2 separate regions of the Homo sapiens genome follow, and region 1 is linked to region 2. The links are chromatin loops, found by intact Hi-C in ENCODE. Cell type or tissue: Calu3. All regions are shown on one strand. Links, peaks and the distances in the headings refer to the core of each region. The heading gives the core; the rest is flanking DNA. Region 1 holds the start of TMSB15B-AS1 (TMSB15B antisense RNA 1). Region 2 has its middle 12 kb from the start of RAB9B.

Evidence for each region. Hi-C counts contacts between places; a loop is a spot of excess contacts. Peaks named below come from ENCODE experiments on the same cell type or tissue, not always from the same donor. Only the 100,000 strongest peaks of a DNase experiment are listed, where the experiment ranks them.
Region 1: it touches region 2 in a loop (6-fold over the local background); 12 of 110 quality-filtered maps call a loop at or near these places.

The regions. Positions count from the first base shown.
Region 1 is chrX:103,911,691-103,923,600 of GRCh38, reverse strand. It overlaps TMSB15B-AS1 (TMSB15B antisense RNA 1), which reads left to right and starts at 4,053. Exons shown (of 5, transcript NR_146557.1): 1 at 4,053-4,176; 2 at 4,521-4,769; 3 at 5,141-5,192; 4 at 5,376-5,514. It also overlaps a transcript of TMSB15B not described here. RefSeq lists an enhancer at 4,038-4,127. In Calu3, for the core only: CTCF peaks have their summits at 4,099 and 5,376 (motif pointing left); DNase peaks (open chromatin) are centred at 4,480, 4,790 and 5,370.
Region 2 is chrX:103,838,712-103,850,621 of GRCh38, reverse strand. No RefSeq gene overlaps it. Among named protein-coding and RNA genes, the nearest start is that of RAB9B, 12 kb to the right of the region's middle. In Calu3, for the core only: a CTCF peak has its summit at 5,350 (motif pointing left); DNase peaks (open chromatin) are centred at 5,081 and 5,351.

The sequences.
Region 1 (11,910 bases), core at 1,577-9,576, 73 kb before region 2:
GTAACCAAAACAGCATGGTACTGGTACCAAAACAGAGATATAGACCAATGGAACAGAACACAGCCCTCACAAATAATACCACACATCTACAAACATCTGATCTTTGACAAACCTGACAAAAACAAGAAATGGGGAAAGGATTCCCTATTTAATAAATGGTGCTCGGAAAACTGGCTAGCCATATGAGGAAAGCTGAAACTGGATCCCTTCCTTACACCTTATACAAAAATTAATTCAAGATGGATTAAAGACTTAAATTTTAGACCTAAAACCATAAAAACCCTAGAAGAAAACCTAGGCAATGCCATTCAGGACATAGGCATGGGCAAGGACTTCATGTCTAAAACACCAAAGGCAATGGCAACAAATGATCCATTGACAAATGGGATCTAATTAAACTAAAGAGCTTCTGCACAGCAAAAGAAACTACCATCAGAGTGAATAGGCAACCTACAGAATGGGAGAAAATTTTTGCAATCTACCCATCTGACAAAGGGCTAATATCCAGAATCTACAAAGAACCTAAACAAATGTACAAGAAAAAATCAAACAACCCCATCAAAAAGTGGGTGAAGGATATGGACACTTCTCAAAAGAAGACATTTATGCAGCCAACAGACACATGAAAAAATGCTCATCATCACTGGCCATCAGAAAAATGCAAATCAAAACCACAATGAGATAGCATCTCACACCAGTTAGAATGGTGATCATTAACAAGTCAGGAAACAACAGGTGCTGGAGAGGATGTGGAGAAACAGGAACACTTTTACACTGTTGGTGGGACTGTGAACTAGTTCAACCATTGTGGAAGACAGTGTGGCGATTCCTCAGGGATCTAGAACTAGAAATACCATTTGACCCAGCCATCCCATTACTGGGTATATACCCAAAGGATTATAAATCATGCTGCTATAAAGACACATGCACATGCATGTTTATTGCAGCACTATTCACGATAGCAAAGACTTGGAACCAACCCAAATGTCCGTCAATAATAGACTGGATTAAGAAAATGTGGCACATATACACCATGGAATAGTATGAAGCCATAAAAAAGGACGAGTTCATGTCCTTTGTAGGGACATGGATGAAGCTGGAAACCATCATTCTGAGCAAACTGTCGCAAGGACAGAAAACAAAACACTGCATGTTCTCACTCATAGGTGGGAATTGAACAATGAGAACACTTGGACACAGGATGGGGAACATCACACACTGGGGCCTGTCGTGGGGTGGGGGAGGGGGGAGGGTTAGCATTAGGAGATATACCTAATGTAAATGACGAGTTAATGGGTGCAGCACACCAACATGGTACATGTATACATATGTAACAAACCTGCACGTTGTGCATATGTACCCTAGAACTTAAAGTATAGCACTAATAAAAAATAAATAAATAAATAAATTAAATAAAAATGAGATAATAGGGCAGAGCTTGCAGTGAGCTGAGATCGCACCACTGCACCCCAGCCTGGGTGACAGTGGGAGACTCCGTCTCAAAAAAAAAAAAAAGAGAGAGAGAGAGAGATAATAGGAATAAAGGCAAGATAACAACTAAATTGTTCTAAAAGCTGCAATCGGTCTAATGAACTGGGTTATCTGCAGAATGCCTTTTAGACTGCTTGTTTGGAAGGCAGCAAAGAAGAGTTTTCATGGGCTTTGGAGTTTGACATCCCTGGCCTGCAATCCCAGTGCCTGCACTTAAAAGTTGTGAAGCCTTACACAAGTTACTTAACATCCCTGAAATTCAGTTTCCCTCTCTGCAAAATGGGATACAATGGCTGTCTCAACAGTGTTGCTGGGAAGCTTAAATGAGATAACAGATAGAAAGTTCCTGGTACAAAGGAGGAAGGCAGCCAAAGGCAGCTATTATTGTTTCAGCTGAAAGCTTTATCTCTAAACCTTCAAGCTTCTAAGGTTTATGTGTTAAAATTACAAAATGTGGTCTCATTAGAGCCATCAGTTGGAACAGACTCACACACATGAGGCCAGAGATAGGATGTCCTGTATCCAATTGGAGCCAGGTTGCAAATACTCCCCCCATCCCTGCACAAAATGTCTCTCGCTTTGTTCCAGTAGTCCAACTCTGGCACCTTTACACAATCCATTTCCTGTCATTATTTTTGTCCGAGCTCTGACACCTATTCTTGGTCTTATGTGATTCCATCCCTACCAAGTCCAGCTGCAAATACCTAATTTGGTGATAAAGCCAATTTAAACACTGAACAAGAGTCTTCTGGGAGGCAAGAGTCAGATGTCACGGGACAGGGGAGCAGAAGCAAAAGTCTGAAGGAAACCTAAGAGCTACTGCCACCATCACCCCTAAGTGTGCGAGGTGAGCAACCTGCCTTCTCCATACATCCACACTTTCCACCTTCCACCACCACTACCCCACTGTTCCATCCACAGGCCACAATCCTGAGATGGAAAGTGCTTCATCTCCAAATCTGTATTGTTTACTCCAAGGAACTCTACATCTTGGGGTTGTAAATAAGAGGGTGGAAATGAGTGAGTGAAGTGCCTTGGCAGGCTGAAGATGAAGCCAACGGCAGTGGAAGGGCTTCAGACTGTTCACTTGCTTCCAAGCATCAGGAGTCAAGAACAGGCCCCACAGGAGCCTCCTAGCCACACTATACATAAAGGAAGTAATACCTGCTCTCTAAGTCAGGGAAAAATGGAGCAGGTTTTCCAGCCACTGCCTTCATGGCCATTCACTTTGGACAGCCCTGCATGCTGTTTCCATGGAGTTGCTCCTTCTCTGGGGCCAGTGATGCCAAATCCAGCAAAGGAGAAGTCCCCTGAAGAGCTCACAGAAGGGCAACCTAGCAACCTGTCCTTGAGCCAGGAAATGAAAGAGCCATATCAGCAACAGAGAGCTGTGGTTTGGGGGTTAGGTTAAATGGGGTTTGATTTCTCACACTTCTTCATCAAGCATGGCTTGAAGAAGGAAGACATTATGACAGACCCATTTGAAAATCTGCAAAGCTGTGGACTCAGAAGAATGTACGGAGTCCAGATTCTTTGCATACAGTTCCAGGAAGGACCGCGGGTAGGAACCTGTGCTCTGGAGTTACATTTCATAACAGATATGCCATGGACAAATACACTGATGACAGGCCCATTTACTTATAACCTTCAGCATCACGTGGTGGTGTTTAGAACAGTGGTTCACGAATCTCTCTACACCTCAGAATCAACTATGGGGCTGTTTAAAACTACAAATCACACTCTTTACCTGTAGTCCTAGTACATCAAAATCCCCCAGGGGTAAGGCCCAGGAATCTGCATTTATAACAAGCTCTCCAAAATGATTCTGAGGCAGCCCACTTTTTACTCACTTTAGTTAATAGTATGAGTTCTGGATTCAGAGATTCGGTCCAAATTTTGGCTTCACCTTGTAATTTCAGACAAATCATTTTACCTCTCTGAGCCTTGCCTCCCTTGGCGTCACAAAGGGCTGTCGAAATTATGTTGCTTTTATAAAAAGGGCAGCTTTTTGTAGTATAAAAAAAAGTATTTTTAAAAAAACGAAGGAAAGAAGAGTGCCAAGAAGAGTTTCCTCTTCTGTACAATGGGCACCATAAAGGTTGCCTTCATCTTCCCTCAGCCCTCTCCCTACTACCTCCTCACCCCCTCCCTCAGCACTATCATCACATTGAGACTGCTGTTGAGATGGTTTGAGACTACCTGTGCAAAAGTGCTCTTCAGACAATGCTGCAGGGCAAACAATTAGCATCTAGAGAGCAACATACAGGTGCTAAGTTGGATGCTGTAACTTCTTTGCTGCGGGATACAGTGCAAGACGCTTAACCTCTCTGTCTTTGGCTCAGTTTCTTCATCTGTGAAATGGAGATAACAGTTCTTGCTCACTAATTCTATGCAGTCCCAAGTTGGTCCTCCCATCCTGGCTTTGGTTTTTCTCCGCTATCCCTTAATCTAACAGAATAGAGGAGTGTTGGCAAGGGGTAGCCTTTGAAGTCAGATATGTTGACTTGGGAGTGAGCTCTTAGCTCTGCACTTCCTAACTGTACCGCCTGGGTGTTTCAGTCCTTTCCTGTTAAGTGGGCACACTGCTACCTCCTTCACAGGGCTGCTGAGAAGAAAGGAGACAGGCGCATCCGCACACAGAAAGCACTCAGTAAATGCTGTTTCCCCCCTTCCCCCTATACAAAGGTAAGGAACTCTCATTGTTCACTTGGTTTCTGTCCCACCTCGTGTTTCAGGCATCCGGTCTCAAAGCCCGGAGCAGAGCCGAGGCGGAAGGGGATGGGGAGAAGGGAAGCGACGGGGTAGCAGCAAACTCACAGATGAAAGGGAAATGGGCCTGGTCCGTGCGTCCGAGCTCCACTTGACGCCGCGCCGGCTCCCGTGCCTGTCGGCCTCAGCCCCCGCCAGCCAGCTCCCGAGTCTTGCTAGCAGTAGCTTCAGGGCCAGAGGCTGCTTGGGTAGGCCGCCTCCTCGCCCCGCTGATTGGCCGCGTCGCGCGGCTTGTCACGCTCTTTTGTCTCAATGGGCAGAGACTGAAAGCAACCGCGGCTGCCCGGAGGTCCGAACTGGAGGGTGGCCGCAGCCGTGACTTCCTTGGGAACCGCGCTGCCTCGACTCGGCTACCTCTCTGCGAAGCACTCGCTAAGCCGGGCAGCCCCGGGGTCGCTTAGCGGCCCAGGAGGCGCCAGCGATCCTGTTCCCCTGCAGAGCTATGGGGACCGGAAGGCGAAACAGAGCTGTCGACGCGGGAGCATACGCTGCCCACCAGTGGAGCGCAGGTAAAGAAAGAGCGCGCGATTTCCCGGCGCGGAGAGGGGTGGGGGAAGCCCCACCAGGACTGGGCGGCGCCCGGCTTGGAGAATCAGTAACTGCGAGGCAGGGGATGGAGCACTCCCATGGCCTGGTTGCGCTGAGAAAGGAGTTGTGGCTCATCTGGATGCTGCCGACTGGGTAGGATTTATGATTTGCCTGGATTGAAGTGGGCGGGGGTGTTGTCGGGCGTCGGGGGCGGGTGTTCGGGGAGGTGGCAAGGGGCGGGAGAAGACGATCGCAAGCTGTCTTGAACCCCTTTTGCATCTCCTCATCTCTTCCTGGGAAGGAATATGGGGGTGGGAGGTCATCCAACTTCTAGTCCCTTTCTCTCCGGCAGGTCATCAAAGCCGAATCCGAATTTGAATTCTGTGCGGCTGATTGCAGAGCTGGTAGGCCGACGGTTTCCCGCAGGAAATGTACGGGGGGCGGGAGTGCAGGAGGCACTTTGGCTTGTGTTCAGAAGATGGGAGAGGGAATTTTCCGCCTGGCGACAGAGGAGGCGGTGGAGGGGAGGTATCAGGTTTTCAGAAGAGGCTGCTCCCAACCCTTCCTTTCCTTCCTTCGCGGCACAGTCTTGAGGCCCTGAGGACTGGGATCTGCGACCCCCAGTGGACAAAAGTCGACTCTACCCCAGAGGCTAATTTTCTCAAGGCAGGCACCTGTTGAGAGGCTGCAAGTAAAATACAGGGGAACGCTAGTTTCCGAGCTCATGTAAGAATCTGAGAAATAACGGGGGTAAACTTTGACAAAGGGGTGTGTGATTGAGACCTGAGGTCATGAGATTAATGGGTTCTTATTACCTCTTGCGGGGGGAGGTAGTAAAGGGGAGGGGCAGGTGGCCTGTGGCGTCCTGAAGATTTTTCATGCATTCTTTTTCCGAGAACTAAACATTGTCAACTCTAATATATCTATAGCGCAACTTGCTTCAAGGACAGTAATAATTTTCATTTAATAATTTTCCATTTAATCCCTTTACTACATGGTCATTTCTGTCTCTTATATTCCTAGGTTTCCCTTTATAAGGATTAGTCAGATCAACATTATATCTCTAACAATGTTCCTTAGCTTTTTCACTCTCATTATACCTAGAGAATTTAATGGAATAAACCAGATTTTATATATATATATATATATATATATATATATATATATAAATGTGTGTGTGTGTGCGTGTGTGTGTGTATAAAATTACTCAACATTCAAGTAGTCTTGAAAAAAGATGGGTAGGAGTCACCTTCTTTCCCTTCATCAGTTACCAGTGTTCTCTTAACATAATGGAAGAGGCAGGAGGTATTCCCACCTACAACTCAGGATTCCTATGTCCTATGGGTTCAGTTGTGTCCCCCCCCCCAAAAAAAAACACCAAATACATCTATTGGACTCCTGACCCCTCGTCTCTCTCCTACTTGAAGATGGGTTTTTTAGTGGGATACTGAAGTTAAATTACATTCATTAGGGTGGGCTCTAACTCGAAATGGCTAGCGTGCATTGTGCCTATCAAAAGGGGAAATTCAGACAAAGAGACATGTGTACAGGGAAGAAAATGTGAAGTAGCATACAGAGAAGTGGGCCATCTACAAGCTGAGGAAAAATCCCTGGAAGAGATCCTTCCCTCTTATTACTCAGAAGGAAACAACCCAGCTGACGCTTTGATTTGGACTTCCAACCTCCAGAACTGTGAACAATTAATGTCTGCTGTTTAGGCCACCCAGGTCTGTGGTACATTGTCAGGCTAACAGAGCAAACCAATAGGGATTCTGTTGCCAGACAGATCTGATAGCTAACACCTGAAAGAGTGGAAGCAGCTTTGGAACTAGATAATGGATAGAGACTGGAAGCATTTTGACATGCATGGCACAAGAAGCCTAGAGGGCCTTTAGGAGATGGCTGGGGGAAATATGGACACCAAATGCAATTCAAGTGAGGGTTAAGAAAAGAATTATTTGCTGCAGACAAAGGATCTCTGACTTAGAGAATACATATATCATGATCACCGATATGTTGCTAGAGCTATGAGTGTTAAAGGTGCTTGTGGTGAGTTATGAGACCGAAACTAGGAAGATGTTACTGGAAGCTTGAGGAAAGGCAATCCTAGTTTTACAGTGGCAAAGGTTTGGTCTGTATTGTTTTCTTAGTGTTTTTGAGGAAAGTAAAAATTGTAAGTGATGAACTTGCACATGCAGCTGACTTCTATTGTTGGGGCTCAGAGCATGATACCCCAAAATAAAGGCCCCAGAAGTAGTCTCGGATGTAAAAGATGTTCTCTGAGGTCCTGGGTCCTCCTGTCTGTCAGCCCCATTCTTCCCAGGGAGCTAACTGTACAGACCAGAATCCCTCTTCCCCAAGGTGGGTCCTAGAAACCAGAAGCCTTTTTTTCTAAAGATAGTCACAAAGCCTAAAAATACTTTTCTAATTTTTCCTCCACCTTTTTTGTGTAAAACTGGTCATAAAGAAATGATCTGACCTTGTTTGACTGCAGGTCACAAGACCCCATTACAGAGAGGGTCCTGCCCCATACCCAGGAGGAAGAAATCTGTGTTCACAGAAGCCAAGCACAGTCTAGACAAACAAGCCCTGCTGGATTAGCATTAGGTCTTAGCCTTTTTGTCCCATCATATTTCTACAGGGCTGTCCATACTTTGTTGAACCTGAGCATATAAATAGACAATTTACCCTGTACCTTTCTGCCTTTGCTCCGAAGGCTGCAGTGTATATATGTTAAATAAATTTGTATGCTTTTTTTTTTTTTGAGACGGAGTCTCGCTCTGTCACCCAGGCTGGAGTGGTGCAATCTCTGCTCACTGCAACCTCCCCCTCCCAGGTTCACACCATTCTCCTGCCTCAGCCTCCCAAGTAGCTGGGACTACAGGCGCCCGCCACCACGCCGGGCTAATTTTTTGTATTTTTAGTGGAGACGGGGTTTCACCGTGTTAGCCAGGATGGTCTCGATCTCCTAACCTCGTGATCCGCCTGCCTCAGCCTCCCATAGTGCTGGGATTACAGGTGTGAGCCACTGCGCCCGGCCTTGTATGCTTTTTCTCTTGTTAATCTGCCTTTTGTGAGTTGATTTCTTAGCAAACCTTCACACAATTTGGTATAGCAAGAAGGGTCACCAAAGCCACTCCACTCTTCTGGAACCTGAAGTTAAGGGAATGCAGTCATCTGACAAGGTGGCAAAAGGGCAAGAATTTCTTACCAGTCAGGCCCCCAGCTTCTCTCTCTGTACAACCCAGTTGGGCAGATGGTACAAAACAAATCCCTCTGTTTGTCTCCTCTACAAGGTTTCATGCCTAGGAGAAAAAGATTGTTGTGTGACTGGTCTAGGTGTAGCAACTCTGGTACACCTTACACTACTTTGTGGTATGAATATTCACATTTTTTATCCCTTTCATGCCAGAAACAGTGTATTCCTTTGACTTTGTCTTTCTGTGTTGTTCATAGAGAGGGTTACAGGATAAAGTTCCCTCTTGTCTTGATCTGTGTTCTTGAGAGCTTGATTTGTGAGCAAGAGGAAGCACTCTCTCTTGCTTGCCACCATCCAGGGGAAGTGATTTTTGGGTCAAAGCAGGTGTCTGGTCTAACAAATCTCTTCGCTGGGAAGCGGAGAGATTTTATTTTGTTCTGAATGTGCCTAGCTCTCGGCAGGATTTGTCATAAGAAGTCTCATCCATAAGGGGCTTTTGTCATCTCAAACTTTATTGTCTCGAGCAAGGATCACCAACCCATAATCCAGGTATTGATACAGGTCCGTGGCCTGTTAGGAACCGGGCCGTTTCAGCAGCAGGTGAGCATCAGCGAGCAGCAGAAGTTTCATCTATATTTACATCCACTCACCACTACTGGCATTACCGCCTGAGCTCTGCCTCCTGTCAGGTCAGCAGCATTAGAGTTTCATAGGAACGAGAACCCTTTGGTGAACTGTACATGTGAGGGATCTTCAGTTGCACACTCCTTATGGGAATCTATTGCCTGATAATATGTCATCCTCTCCTATCACTCTTAGATGGGACCGTCTAGTTGGAAGAAAACAAGCTCAGGGCTCCCACTGATTCCACATTATGGTTAGTTGTATAAGTATTTCAATATATATTACAATGTAATAATAATAGAAATAAAGTGTGCAATTAATGTAATGCCCTTGAATCATCCCAATACCATCCCCTCAATGCCAGTCCATGGAAAAATTGTCTTCCAAGAAAATGCCAGAAAGGTTGGGGACCGCTGGTCTAGCTAGCGAGTGCTGGTAAACAGCAATCCCAGGAGTCATTTGTTACTTTTAGCCTATGTCTGGGAACAGGGGGAATCTTTGGGATTACTTGTTCTCTGAAAAGCCTATTGCATCCAGTCACTATTGAAATTCAGTACACTATTAAGAATTATAATTGTCAATGGCCAAAAGATCGATCCCTTAAATTAGCCTCCTCAATTTTATTAAAAGGATTTTAGAGAGTTCTTATACTAACTGATTGATAGAAAGGTTAAATGTATAAAAAGACACATAATGGTGTGACAGCTAGCCTTAAAACTCTTCTTGATAAAAGTAAAGAGCAAAAAATCTGACCTAAAGAAAGTTAAACTCTTGTGTCTGCTCAAACTGCCCCTGTGGGAATAAAAACAAAGGCCACTTCACCTTGCAGCCTTTGAGTTCAAATTCTGCGCTTTCACCTCGACATCATGGGTTGCATTCCTGATCAGGAAACCATCCCTTCATGGTTTAATGTTTGTGTGACTTTTGGAGAGTACCAATTTCTTATTGACCCTTTTCCCTTCCTTGGATATCTTTTGATTTCCTGTCTTCCATCTGCGACGGGAGCACGAGCACATGAGGCTCTTTGGCCATTGTGTGTAGATAGCTGAGAATCTAAAACCTTAGAAAAGTTAGCGGGACAAACATGTGGTTTTATCTTCTAGGTGTAGAAGAATTCCTGGAATGCATAGCTTGCCATAGCTGAGGGTGGGCAGGGTTGAGTACAGCCTGCTCTCTCAGCACAACTGTGCCTGAAATGTGAGCGGTGTGGAGAGCTGGAGACTCAGACAAAAACAGGTGAAGGAAAGGCTCTTCAAGGGGTCCAACGCACTTCCCTAGCCCCTGTTTTGTCCCACACCACAGCCCAGGTTCTTGCTGCAGAGGGAGCCCAGCTGAGCCTAGGATCCAGGCTGCTTCTGCGAACCTGAAGTCCCCCAGGACACAGCGGGGCCTTGGGGCTTTTGAAGGAAGCAAGTGGCCAAGGGTGTGAAAGTCATGAGAAACCCGAGCTTAACCACTGGGTGATTGTGCACGGTCAAGAATTTCATCATGATGAGGCATAGGAAGGAACCTAATTAATATCCAGGGAAGCCACCCACAGGAAGGAATTTCTTTCCCAGAAAGCTAGTATGATTTAATATTAGAAAATCTATAAACATGATTTATATGAATAAACCAAGAAATTTTTTTAAAAAATGTAAATCTCAAAGGTTGCTAAAATGGCATGTGTGAATATTTGGTATCTCTTACTTTACCTAAAATGCCTAGAAAAGAAAAGATGCTACTGACCTCAAACAAAAGCCCAACACCATGTTTGAGGATGAAATGCTACTGACATTCATATGGGAGTCAGGAAGGTGACAAAAAAGCTTTCTATCAGCGGTATGATTTCAAAGTCTTGATGAATATTGGGCATTGGACTTTTAAAAAGGCTTAACCACTAAAACGGGGGCTCAGTGTTTTCAATTGATCTGATTCTCTTGCAAATGATTAAATAGCTAGAACAGTTTTTCTCAAGACAACTTTACACTTCTAAAAACTAGTAGGAACCCCAAAATCTTTTCTGTAAGTTATATCTGCCGATATTTACTTCAAAATTATTATAACAGAAATTTTGATGAATTTATTTTAAAATCCACTTTAAAGTAATACTTAAAAATCTATCACCGCCGGGCGCGGTGGCTCACGCCTGTAATCCCAGCACTTTGGGAGGCCGAAGCAGGTGGATCACGAGGTGAGGAGATCGAGACCATCCTGGCTAACACAGTGAAACCCCGTCTCTACTAAAAACACGAAAAACTTGCCGGGCGTTGTGGTGGGCGCCTGTAGTTCCAGCTACTCGGGAGGCTGGGGCAGGAGAATGGCGTGAACCCGGGAGGTGGAGGTTGCAGTGAGCCGAGATCGCGCCACAGCACTCCAGCCTGGGCAACAGGGCGAGACTCCGTCTCAAAACAAACAAACAAACAAACAAACAAAAAACAACAACAAAAAAAAACCTATCACATCGTGTTAACATAAATTACAAACGCATATGAAAAATATTTTTTCTAAAGCCGTAGAGTGGTGATCAACTTTCTTTTAGATAATTGAAAATCCCCCAGACTTCTCACCTAGGAAAAGTCAGCTGGATTCTTGTAACTGCTTCTGGACGTGATCTGTTGCCACATCACACACAATGAAAGTCGGGAAAATCCCACCATACACGCGAGAGAGCATGAGAGTGAAAAAGGAAAATATGAGTAAAATGAAAACATGCCCATGAACGAGAACCTAGAAAAATAACTAATAAAAATGACCATTTAGGAAACTGAAGAAATGCTCCACGACTGTGGAAAATCCACCACATTCTCTTGGAGCAAACTGCGCTATAGATATATGAGAGCAGACAATATTTGGTTCACGGAAAAGAATGCACGAAAAATGTGCAGGACACCACACGCCCCCTTCCCCCACCCCCGGCTCCAAACTGGAAGTCACTTTTGGCCAGTGACTGTGGCTCAGAGACTGTAATTCGGTCATTGGCTGAGCCAGAGGAGACAGGAGTGTGAACAAAAGTTCTCTGAAAAGGAATTTGGAGGACAGAGCTCTTTTTTTTTTTTTTTTTTTTTTTTGAGACGGAGTCTCGCTCTGTCGCCCAGGCCGGACTGCGGACTGCAGTGGCGCAATCTCGGCTCACTGCAAGCTCCGCTTCCCGGGTTCACGCCATTCTCCTGCCTCAGCCTCCCGAGTAGCTGGGACTACAGGCGCCCGCCACCGCGCCCGGCTAATTTTTTGTATTTTTAGTAGAGACGGGGTTTCACCTTGTTAGCCAGGATGGTCTCGATCTCCTGACCTCATGATCCACCCGCCTCGGCCTCCCA
Region 2 (11,910 bases), core at 2,015-10,014:
TTCATTCTTTTAGTAGTGTCTCCTAAGCTTACCTGATTATAAGAATTGCTTGGGGCCTTTGTTTAAAAATGTAAATTTCCAGTCTTTATCCCAGATTTGCTGAATCAGAATCTATGGGCATGGGAGATTGCAGAGAATCATCATTTAAAAAACAATCTTCTAAGCATATTCTTGGTATGAGGCAAGTTTTATAAACCTTGCTCTATAACGTTCAAGAATGCTTTGATTTACTGAAACTTTCGTATCTGCTTCCCAGTGCTGAGTTTTGATATCTAACTACCCAGTGCTTTGTAGGCATAAACTATCTAGAAGGTCCTTTAGAGAGCCTTAATTTCAATCTTCTTCTTTTAGAGTAGGAACAGAGACCCATGTTAATTTTTAACTTACCCAAGATTGTAATAAAAATGTCAAAAAGACATGAGGTGTGGCAAGAAGACTGATTATAGTTTTGTATTCAAAGTGATAAAAGATCCAATTTATGAAGAATGCACGTGCCCCTGAAAAGATCTATGACAGAGAAAGTAATGTCTTACTCCAATATATAAAGAAAGATCAGGGACTGGGGAGAGATTTTCAAATGTCTTGGGAAAGAGAAGTAATCAGAATGACCTATGAAACCAAGTGGTTAACATTAGTATAATAAAGGATTGGAAGCACTGATTGAGATAAATTCATACCATCAATCCAGTTTACACTAAACCAAAAAATTAAAGATATCCATAAAATTGATAGGATTTATGTGAAAGAAATAACAAAAGTCTTGCAAAGTGCACTGAAAGTTGTCATCATTTCCAACCATGCTGTGTCAAGAATGTAAATTAAATTCTTAAAAGACTGGGAACTTGGAAGAGGTTTATGTAAACTCAGCAAATTCCTGATCTTAGAAGAATGAGAAATAAGCGGAATGATTGATGGCATATAAGCCCTGTTTATCTCTCAACATGTCAGAGCAGGATGTGTGTGTGGGGGCTGGGTATTTAATGTATGTTGGGTGGTGGTTATATAAAGAATATTCAAAATAAAGCAAAAGACTCTGAAGAGAAAATAGATCTAGTCTTCTGTAGAACCAAATAATGAGAGATACTGGACAGCTATGGGGAAAGAAAGAAAGAATGAGTATGGCCCGAATAACATATTATACATATTATCTACAGATCTCCTAGAGCTGTGATTTTCAAACTTTAGTGGGTATCAGCATCATCAAGGCCCTTAGGAGTCTGTGAAAAATAAAGATTTTTATGTCCCTCTCCCAAGGATCCTGATTTAGCAGGTCAATGTAGGGCAGAGGAAGCTGTATTTTAACAAAAACACTCCCCCGCCCCCCCACACCCACATACGTACATCATGCCAAGGAGTTTCAGTTGCACACTGAAGTTCTCCAACTATTAATACTAAACCATGCTATAGCCTGTGAAGGATGGTGAAACTATGGCTAGAGAGAAATTTCCAATTGCCCCTGTATCCACTTCCTCCACATTCAAAGTCATGGGAAGGAGCTAAACATCTAAGTCATGTAGCGGAACCTAGGTCATGTGCCTATAGCTGGGAGCAGGGAGTAGGAATGTTTGGCTCCTCTTGGTCTCTGTAATGAGAGGCAGGGCCTTTTCTTCCATCAAGATGTATGCAATGGGCTGGGTGTGGTGGCTCACGCTTGTAATTCCAGCACTTTGGGAGGCTGAGGCGGGCGGATCACCTGAGGCCGGGAATTTAAGACCAACCTGACCAACATGGAGAAACCCTGTCTCTACTAAAAATACAAAATTAACCAGGCGTGGTGGCGCATGCCTGTAATCCCAGCTACTCGGAAGGCTGAGTGAGGCAGGAGAATTGCTTGAAGCCAGGAGGTGGAGGTTGCAGTGAGCCGAGATCATGCCATTGTACTCCAGCCTGGGCAACAAGAGCAAAATCCGTCTCAAAAAAAAAAAATGCAATGGACAAGTCCTCCAAATTGGAAAGGGGTTCATATACTATGCAACCATAAAAAAAAGGCAGATATTTAACACAAGACAACACTGTGAAAACTTGATCAAGTTGTTGAAGAGAAGAGTCCTTAGGCTAGGTGGCCATTTTGAGAACAGTAAATATTAGTATTTTGAGATCAGTGGACCAATAATTGATATGAATTTAACGCTCAAACTCTCTGAGACTCGAGAGGTTAGGATGACTTGCTGAAGGTCACTTACTAGAAAGTGGCAGACTAGGATTAGCCAGACTCTATGGAGGAAGGAGGATTTCAGTTGGGCCTCAAAGTAAAAGGAAAATTGAAAACGGCAGAGAAGAATATGGGATTGGGGTGAGGAGGGAAACCCAGGGTTGGGGCACCTTATGAGTACAAGAATGAGTTAGGACTAATAAGGTGTGTTTAGGAAAAATTGAATAGCTCAGTTTAGCTTGACTGGAATATTTGTACAGTGAAGAAGCAGGGGAAGATAAAAAATAGACAAGAGCCAGATCCTAGAGGGCCTTGGATGAATATTTTGGGAAGAATAAACTGGTCAGAGTGTATCAGATTGCTTGGATCTGGATGCAGGGATACCACCAGAGTGGGGAAAAAAAAAAAAAGGAAACAAATCCATATAGTGTATTGAAGCCAAAGCTCTAGAGTCAGAAGGTTCTTGGGCATGTTACTTAAACTCTCTTAGCCTCATATTTGCAAATCTGTAAGATAGGGTTAATAGTAATATCTACCTCATAAGGTTGTGGTGAGAATTAAGGATGTGAAGGCTAATGAGTGTATTAGTCAGGGTGATTGCAAAAAACAGATGGCACATTTGTATGAGACAATTTAGGAAAATTTAATAAAAGTAATAAAAGGACTATTATGAAAGATGTGGGTAGGGTATAGGAAAATCACAAGGGATAGCAGAGGACCCCAGATGAATAATGGTGAGGTTATTACTACTCCCAGTCCTGTAGGAGGGAGAAGAGGAAGTGGGCAAAGTTAGTTGATGGGAGGTGGAGATATTGAGAGAGTCATCTATTAAGTATTGTGAATTTAGCCATCCCACAGAGACGCTGCAGAGAGTGAGCTGAGTGAATAAACACCCTGACCTCATTCGCCTTCCTCTCACAGATCTCCTGCCAGGACTTCTCAAAGGTGGAACCCAACAGAAAGCCAGGCTATAAGAAAGACCCTCCAAAAGCCAGAGAAGGGGGTCTGAGCCATAGTCACAGCTGCTTTAACCCACATCCATTCACCTAAAAATCACCCACACTGAACCATATTTCCTCAGTGTCAAAAAACTGTATTTCGCAACTATTATTCCCCAGAATATTTTCGCAACTCCTCTGGGGAAAAAAAAAAAAAAAACATATCCATTAGGATCATGTCACTCCAATTTCTTCTTGCAGCCCCTGGCAACCACCAATCTAGTTTTTGTCTCCATATAATTACCTATTTTGGACATTTCACATAAATAGAATTATTTCGTGACTGGCTTCTTTTACTTAGCTTAGTGTTTTCAAAGTTGATCCATGTTGTAGCATGTATCAGTATTTCATTCTTCTTCTGGCTGAATAATATTCTGTTGTATGGATACACAGTAGATAGACTTCACTTATCTGGAGGGGATATGTTCCAAGCCTCCCAGTGGATGCCTGAAACCTCAACAGTACTGAACTCAACTGCCATCAGTCAGAACATGTTTCTATTGATGTCTTCCACCTACAAATTTAATGACTTTTCCACCTTAGCTAAGCACTTAACAGGCACTGTGGCCATAACTTTTGCAGTTTGAGGTGTGACAGGAAAACTAGCACAAATTTATTTTTCCTTCTTCACAATTTCACAGATAGAAGATTCATTCCTACCGTAGATCTTAGCAATCTCAGCATACAATTTTTTTTCTTTCTGTATTAAGTCAAGAACTTTTACCTTTTAAGTGAAAAGAGGCACTTGATGGCTTCTCTTTAGCATATCTGAATCAGCATCACTACTCTTGCATTTTGGAGCCTTTATTAAGTAAAATAAGGATGACTTGAACATAAGCACTGTGATGCCTGAGATGACTAAGTGACTAGCAGGCAGGTAACATATAGTGTGGAGATGCTAGACAAAGGAATCATTCATGTCCCAGGCAGGACAGAGTGGGATGATGCCAGATTTCATCACACTCAGAATGGTATGCAATTTAAAGCATATGAATTGCTTATTTCTAGAATTTTCCATTTAATATTTTCAGACTGAAGTTTATCACAGATAACTGCAGCCACAGAAAGCAAGACCACAGATAAGGGGGCACTGCTTACCACATTTTGTTTATCCATTCACCAATTGATAGACATGTTGTTTTCATCTTTTGGGTATTGCCGCTATTTATCTCCATGTACAACTCTTTTGTGTGTACAGGTTTTCATTTCTCTTGGCTGTGTAACAAGGAACGGAATTGCTGGGTCACATTTTGAGAAATTGCCAAACTGTTTTCCAAAACAGTTGCTCCATTTACAATTCCATCAGCAGTTATGAAGGTTCTCATTTCTTCACATCGGTGTCAGCACTTGTTATTGTCTGTATCTTAGCCATCCTAAATAGCCATCCTTAACCATGAGGAGTGAGGTGGTATCTCATTATTGTTTGATTTACATTTCTCTGTTGACTAATGATGTTGAACATCTTTTTATATGCTTATTAGCTTTTGTATACTTTGGAGAAATGTCTATTCAGATCTTTTAACAATTTTTAATTGGGTCAGTCTTCTTTTTATTGTTCAGTTACAAGAATTATTTATATATTTTGTATACAAGTCCTTTATGAGATCAATGATTCACAAACATTTTCTCCTATTCTGGAGACTGTCTCTTTTCTTGATGATGTACCTTGAAACACAAAAGCCTTATATTTTGATGTCTCATTTTTCTGTTTTTTCTTTTGTTGCTTGTGCTTTTTTGTGTTATGTCTAAAAAACTATTTCTTAATCCAAGATCACAAACATTTACTCCTATGGGTTTTTTTTTTCTAAGGGTTTTAAAGTTTCAGCTCTTACATTTAGGTCTATGACTCATCTGAGTTAATTTTTATTATGTGGTGTGAAAAAAAGATTCCCCAACTAGTGGCTGCAAGCCAGCTTGCCCTATCTCTCAGGTTCAGGACTTTTCTTCCTGGTAGCCAGCCAGCTTTTTTTCCTGGTAGATTCCTATTGCACACAATTGGCTTTTTCTCATTACTAACACTAAATCTCTTTTTCATAACTTACATTGTCAAAATATTACTCAACTAAAACCTGATGACCTTGGGTTTTTCGTTTTGTTTTGTTTTCAGAGGAATGAAAGAAAAAATCCCTGAAGCTGATTGCGGCTGCAGTACATCCTTCCAACTTGGAGGAGAAATGGTAATAAAACAGCTTACTGCTGCCACCTGCCGTCAAGCATGGTTCAGACAATAACTGTCGCCCCAGAAGTTAGTGGCCAGGCTTAGCAAACTTAAACACTTTGGGAATAGGGTAAGCAGTAGGAGTGAGTAAAAGGTGCTGGTTAGGAACTATGTTGAATTGGCTAGCACCAGCCCAAATAAAGTAGGCAATAGCGCCTTACCTCCAAAGGATTATCACAGCAAGGGAACACTGGTCCAGTAAGAAGAGATCTTGAGGTGTTTTGTTTTTGTTTTTGTTTTCTTTTTTCAAGATAATTCAGAAGTCTACATTTTCAAAAAATGAGCTTTCCCAATTTTTAACTGACAATTTAAACAATGTAAGGGTCATGAGACCAAGCAAAGCAAGTCTCTAGGATAACAGTTTCCAACATCTCTTTCTTCTGAAACAGTCCCAAGGACTGTTTTAATAAATATGGGAGTCAAAATTAGAAGCTACTTGCTCTGATGAAGTTGAAGTGACATTAGTGGTGGCCCAGCATCTTCAGGCTGTCTGACTTATTCTGCAATCTGAAGACCTGGGCTTCTTTTGGGGTAGGGACCAAGTCTTCTTCACCTTTGTATCCCCATCAGTGAGTGTATTTCCCAGGGGAAGCAGATGCTCAGTCAACACAAGATAGATGAACAGGTTTGTGCTTTGGCCCTGCCACAGTACAGCTATATGACCTTGGGTGAATCAGTTAGCTTCTCTGAGTGCCCATTTCATCATCTATAAAATGTGAGTTATGAGGCTCTTTTTTGGTGAAAGTGGTCTTTTATCAAAGGTGACTGGATAATGGAATGTTTACATTCTCCAAGAAGAGATTCTTGAGTATACACTGGGTTAACTGCAGCTGAGAGGTCCTCAGATTTCAAGAAACCAAATGCCATGCTAAAAAGAACCCTTATGAAAATCAGCCTCAGAATAATTTAACACAGACTGAAAGTCGAAGTGCTTCAACTTGAACATAAATGAGGGTAAATTGGATGATTAAGGCTAAGTCCACAACTTTGCCTTCATTCACTACTCAAAACCTTCTGCCTAATTAATTTTATAAAATGTGAACATTTTAGTCTTTAAAATGCCATAAATTGTGGCAATTGTGAAGGGCAAGTGTCAAGATGGAAAGATGAGTGAGTTGCAAACCAGATGCAATGTCCCCCAAAACTACCTGATCATAATACACTCACGTTGCTGTGGGGCCTTGTTAAAATACAAATTCCCAGGCACCACACATCAAGATTATGATTTAGTAGGTCAGGTGGATAGAATTTGTTTTATCCGTATTTCACAAGGCCCCCAGGTGATTCATATGATCAGGCAAATTTGGAGAACTCTGAAGAGGACTTGATTTCTCATCTTGAGTCTAGGCTAGTAACATAAATTTGTAGAAGTTCTCTGCCTGTGATAAAATGAGAATCTGAATTACCAGATTTAGCTTTGATTATCAGGTTTTAAGGTTCCTTTAAGATCTAAAAATCTATATACTGGCCGGGTGTGGCGGCTCACACCTGTAATCCCAGCACTTTGGGAGGCCGAGGCGGACGGATCACAAGGTCAGGCGATTGAGACTATCCTGGCCAACACTGTGAAACCCTGTCTCTACTAAAAATACAAAAATTAACCGGGTGTGGTGGCGCGCACCTGTGGTCACAGCCACTCCAGAATAGTAGGCAGGCCAATCGCTTAAACCTGGGAGGCAGAGGTTGCAGTGAGCTGAGATCACGCCACTGCACTCCAGCCTGGTGATAGAGCAAAACTCCGTCTCAAAAAAAAAAAAAAAAAAAAAACAACAACAAAAAAAAAAACTATATACTGTGTTCATAAATCATATATCTGAAAAAAGACTAGCATACTCATTCCCTCCTTTTATTCCTACTGTTTCAGAAGTCTCACATCTCTAAAAAAGGAAAAACCATTTTGACCAGTCTCATATTCTTGAAGGCCTCTATTTAGACTTTTAATGTTTTTTCAGAAAGATTGTACATTCAGAAAGTCTAGTCCTAATTCCTGACATAAACTGACAAGATTAAAGAAAATGAAATTTATTAGACAACTTTAAACTTGTGTCTTATTACTAAACCATAGACAATAAAGAATATTACTGGTTACATTTTAAATTTTTTGTTTTGTAAATATATTATATTACATTATGTGGAAATTTTGGTGGTGATAGAAGTGTCAGTATGTTAAGTATAAACATTTTAAACATCTCACAATGTTTAGATCCTGTTTTGACATGTCTTTATTATTTTCTTTTAATATACCACAAGCCTGGAAAATGACAGTGATGGGCTAGGCATCTTTGGAACTCCAAGAGTCTCTGTCTCTAATTAGATACTGGAAACTTTCTTCCTCTTATCCAAAACTAATTGTTTCACTCATGCTCTTATCCCATTACTTCTAGAACCCTTATCCAAGATTTATTGCAGTGTCTCCTTCTTTAGGATCTCACCTGTATAACTGTTTCTTCTTGATCTTGTTAAGCAATCCTCTTTCTCCTCCAGTCCCCTAACTGGGGTTTTCCCAAGGATTCAGTTATAGCCAGTGCTCACAAACTCAGGTTCTCACAGGGGCCAGGCAGTAGACAAAAATGACGCAGCATCTGCTGGTGGTTTCTACTCATATGTCCCACCGTCATTTAATATGTCTACAAAGAAACTCAGCAACTTCTTTTGAAGCAGTTCTCCCTCCACTCCTGCTTTATAAATTTTTTTGTCAATGACATAATAATTCTCCTAATTCATCAATCTAGGATGACTGAAGTGTCCTGACAGAATAGTCAGAAAAAGGTTGTGCTAGTGACATCAACATAATAGTGATACTACCACAGATCTAGTCAGGATCCAGGATGAGGCAGGAAACGACCATCATAGTAATGGGCAATATCAGGTCCGCGTAAGTCATGGCAGCAGAGCAAGACTAGGTAGGATTTAGGTACATTATATAATACTAAAAAGGTGCCCCAAAGCCAGTCTCAAGCCGGTCTGTTCATAGCACCAAGAAAAGTTCTAAAGAAATAGTTGCCTCAACTAAGTTATCCAGTTACATTTCAATTAGGGCAGTTCAGGACTGCTGGCTGGCCTAAATCCCAGAGAAGGACCCTTCAGTGAGTGATTCTTAACCTTTTCTGGTCATGAACCCCTTTGAGAATCTGATGAAAGCTGTAGAATTTTTCCCTAGAAAAATGTAGAGATCCACACATTCATAAATTATTATTTAGAATTTTAGAGGTTTTATGAACCACTTGATCCTATTCATAGACCCTAGTCCAAAAACCTCTGCCACAGGCCTTAAAAGACCTTGGCTAAATAGAGCAATGCTGAATCTCCTTAGGAGTGGGGAAGGTCGAGGAAGGAATACTCTTTGCTTAGATGACTGAGCTTACCATCAGAAGTTCCTATGTCTTCCATGTTCTCTCTCGATAGATTCTGTTAATCTGGACTGCCAAAATATATTAAAGGAAGCCCTCATGCCTGGTGTTTTTAAGTTTTCTGTATCAAAAATATTATTAATTGACCATAAAGCTTATGATTTATGTATGAACTCTCAATTCTACTTCATTTGGTCTATATGTCTGTTGTTATGTCAGTACCATGCTATCTTGATTACTGTAGCTTTGTAGTATGCCTTGAAATCAAGAAGTATGAGTCCTACAATTTTGTTTTTCTTTCTTAAGAGTGATTTAACTAATTTGGTCCCTTGTATTTCCATATAAATTTTAGCATCAGCTTGTCAATTTCTGTAAAAAAAAAAAGGCAGATGTGATTTTCATAGGGAATGTGTACAATCTGTAGATTAGTTAGGGGAATATTACCATCTTAGCAATTTTAAATCTCCCAGTCCATAAACATGGGGTGTCTTTCCATTTATTTAGGTCTTCTCTAATTTCTTTCAATGATGTGGTTTTGCTTTCTGTGTACACATCTTGAACTTCTGTTAAATTTATTTTTAAGTGTTTCATTCCTTTTGATGCTATTATAAATGGAATTGTTTTCTTAATTTTCCTTTTAGATTGTTCATTGCTAATCTATGGAAACATTATTTATTTTTATATATTGGCTTTTACTCTGAAAACTTTCTGAACTCACTTATATTTAATCGTTTTTTAAATAAATGTTATTGCTTATATTTGAGGTATAAAACATGATGTTATGGGATATGTATAGATAGAAAAGCAGTTACTATAGTGAAGCAAATTAACGTACCTATTATCTTACATAGTTACTCTTATGCGTGTGTGACAAGAGCAGCTAAAATCTATTTAATAAAAATCTCTAATACAATACAATTTTATTAACTATAGTCTTTACGGTGTACATTCACTCTCTAGAGTTGTTCATCCTACATGTCTGCTACTTTGTATCCTTTGAATTAAAACTCCCCACCCCTGGTAACCACTGTTTTATTCTCTATCTCTATATATTTGACCTTTTTTTAAAAAGATTTCACATATAAGTGAGATCATGCAATATTTTTCTTTCTATGTCTGGCTTCTTTCACTTAGCATAATGTACTCCAGTACCATCCATATTGTGGCAAATGGCAGTCTCCTTTTTATGGCTAAATAGTACTCCACTGTGTATATGTACCACATTTTCTTTATTCATTTACCTATTGATGGACAGTTAGGTTGATTCCATATCTTGACTATTACAAATGATGCTACAATGAACAAGGGAGGGCAGATATCTTTCTAATGTGGTGATTTCATCTCCCTTGAGTTTATAATTCGGAGTAGGTTTGCTAGGTTATATGGTAGTTCTGTTTTAAATTTTTTTAGGACTCTCCATACTGATTCTTATAATGGTTGCACCAACCTATATTCTCACCAACAGTATACAAGGGTTCTCCTTTCTTCACACTCTCACCAAGATTTGTTATCTCTTGTCTTTTTTATTATAGCAATCCTAGTGAGTATGAGGTGATATCTCATAGTGGTTTGGATTTGCAGTTCCCTGATGATTAGTGAGGTTGAGCAATTTTTCATATTTGATGGCCATTTTTATGTTTTCTTATGAGAAATGTCTATTCTTCTTTAGAGAAATGACTGTTCAGGTTCTTTGCAAGCTTTAGTAGTTTTTTAATAGATTCCTTAGGATTTTCTATATTTATGAACATGTAATCTTTAAATAAAAATAGTTTTACTTCTTCCTTTCGATCTGGATACTTTTTGCTTCATCTTCTTGCCTAATGGCCCTGGCTACAACCTCCAATACAATGTTAAATTGGAGACGAGAATGGGCATCCTTGTCTTGTTCCTGATCTCAGATGAAAAGCATCTAGTCTTTTATCCTTAAATGTGATGCTCACAGTGGGTTTTTCATTTATGTCCTTTATAAGATTGAGGAATTTCTTTTATGCTTCTAGTTTGTTGATTTTTTTTTTATCAAGGAAAGGGTGTTGGATTTTGTCACCTACTTTTTCTGTGTCTACCGAAATGATTAATGCCACCTATAGACATCTCACTCCTCAGATTTTCCTTCTATGTTTTTATGTCAATTTCTTGTTTTCTCCCATTGTTATCGTTACCACAGGCAACTGCAATGTTAAACAATTGCTGCTGGTTGTTTTAGACAAATGCTCTGAGGAAAAGAGTATTCTGCTATGAGCAAGCTCTGAGTCAGGTGAATTAAAGAGAAACTCTGTGAGTGGGGGTTTCCAGGAAACTGCCAGACCAGTCAAATAATGACAATTCTCTGGGGATGAGGCTTTGGAAGTGTTCCAGTCCCATTCTGACCCCTCCAGTGACTGCAAGACTGCTGGTTTTCAGTGTGATTGTGAGTTGTTGGTTTTCAAGTTTACCACAGAAGTGAGGAGAGAGGATGGGAATAGGATGAGTTAAAATGCCAGAAATCTCCCTGGTCTTACTGAGATTCAGATGATTTTTTTTAATAAATGCTTTGTGAATTGATGCAAGTCCTTGATCAATTTCTAAGCGAGGCTAATATTGACCACTGGTTCAGGTTATAGCTATCATTTTTTAAGTCTGCATTGCTTGTTCTAGTGTGCTAGTTATTCTATCTTGTGGTAGCAGTTGGGGGTGAAAGAGAGAAGGGGACAGTGGGTGCACCTGAAGTGTATTTTTAACTGTTGGCATCATCACCAGTACTAATACCATATAATGCACAAGTTGAAAGCAATGTCATATTTCCTGGTATTTGCTGTCTGATACCTTGTAAATGACCAAGAAGGCATTAAGCTCATAACTGAGAATGCTAAAGACAGATAATCTCGAAAGAGGAATGTATTTGAAGGCCACTGGTTATATCTTCTAAACCTTGAAGCTTTTCATTATTTTTGAAGACTGAGTTTTTCCATGAGCTTACTCATCCTCAGTAATTTCAGTGCCAACAGGTGTCCTCCCGTAATCAGTGATATTATGTTAAATTGTGTTTTTATTTCAAAAAACTTATGTGATATTTCTGTTCATGTTGGCCCTAGAAAAGCTTCAAACAAATGCATCAGAAGTGTATAGACAACATAAAATACTAACAAAAAGATCATGACATACACTTTTCATACAAGCTGGAATAATTACGCAGTAAGAGCTATTTCAAAAGAT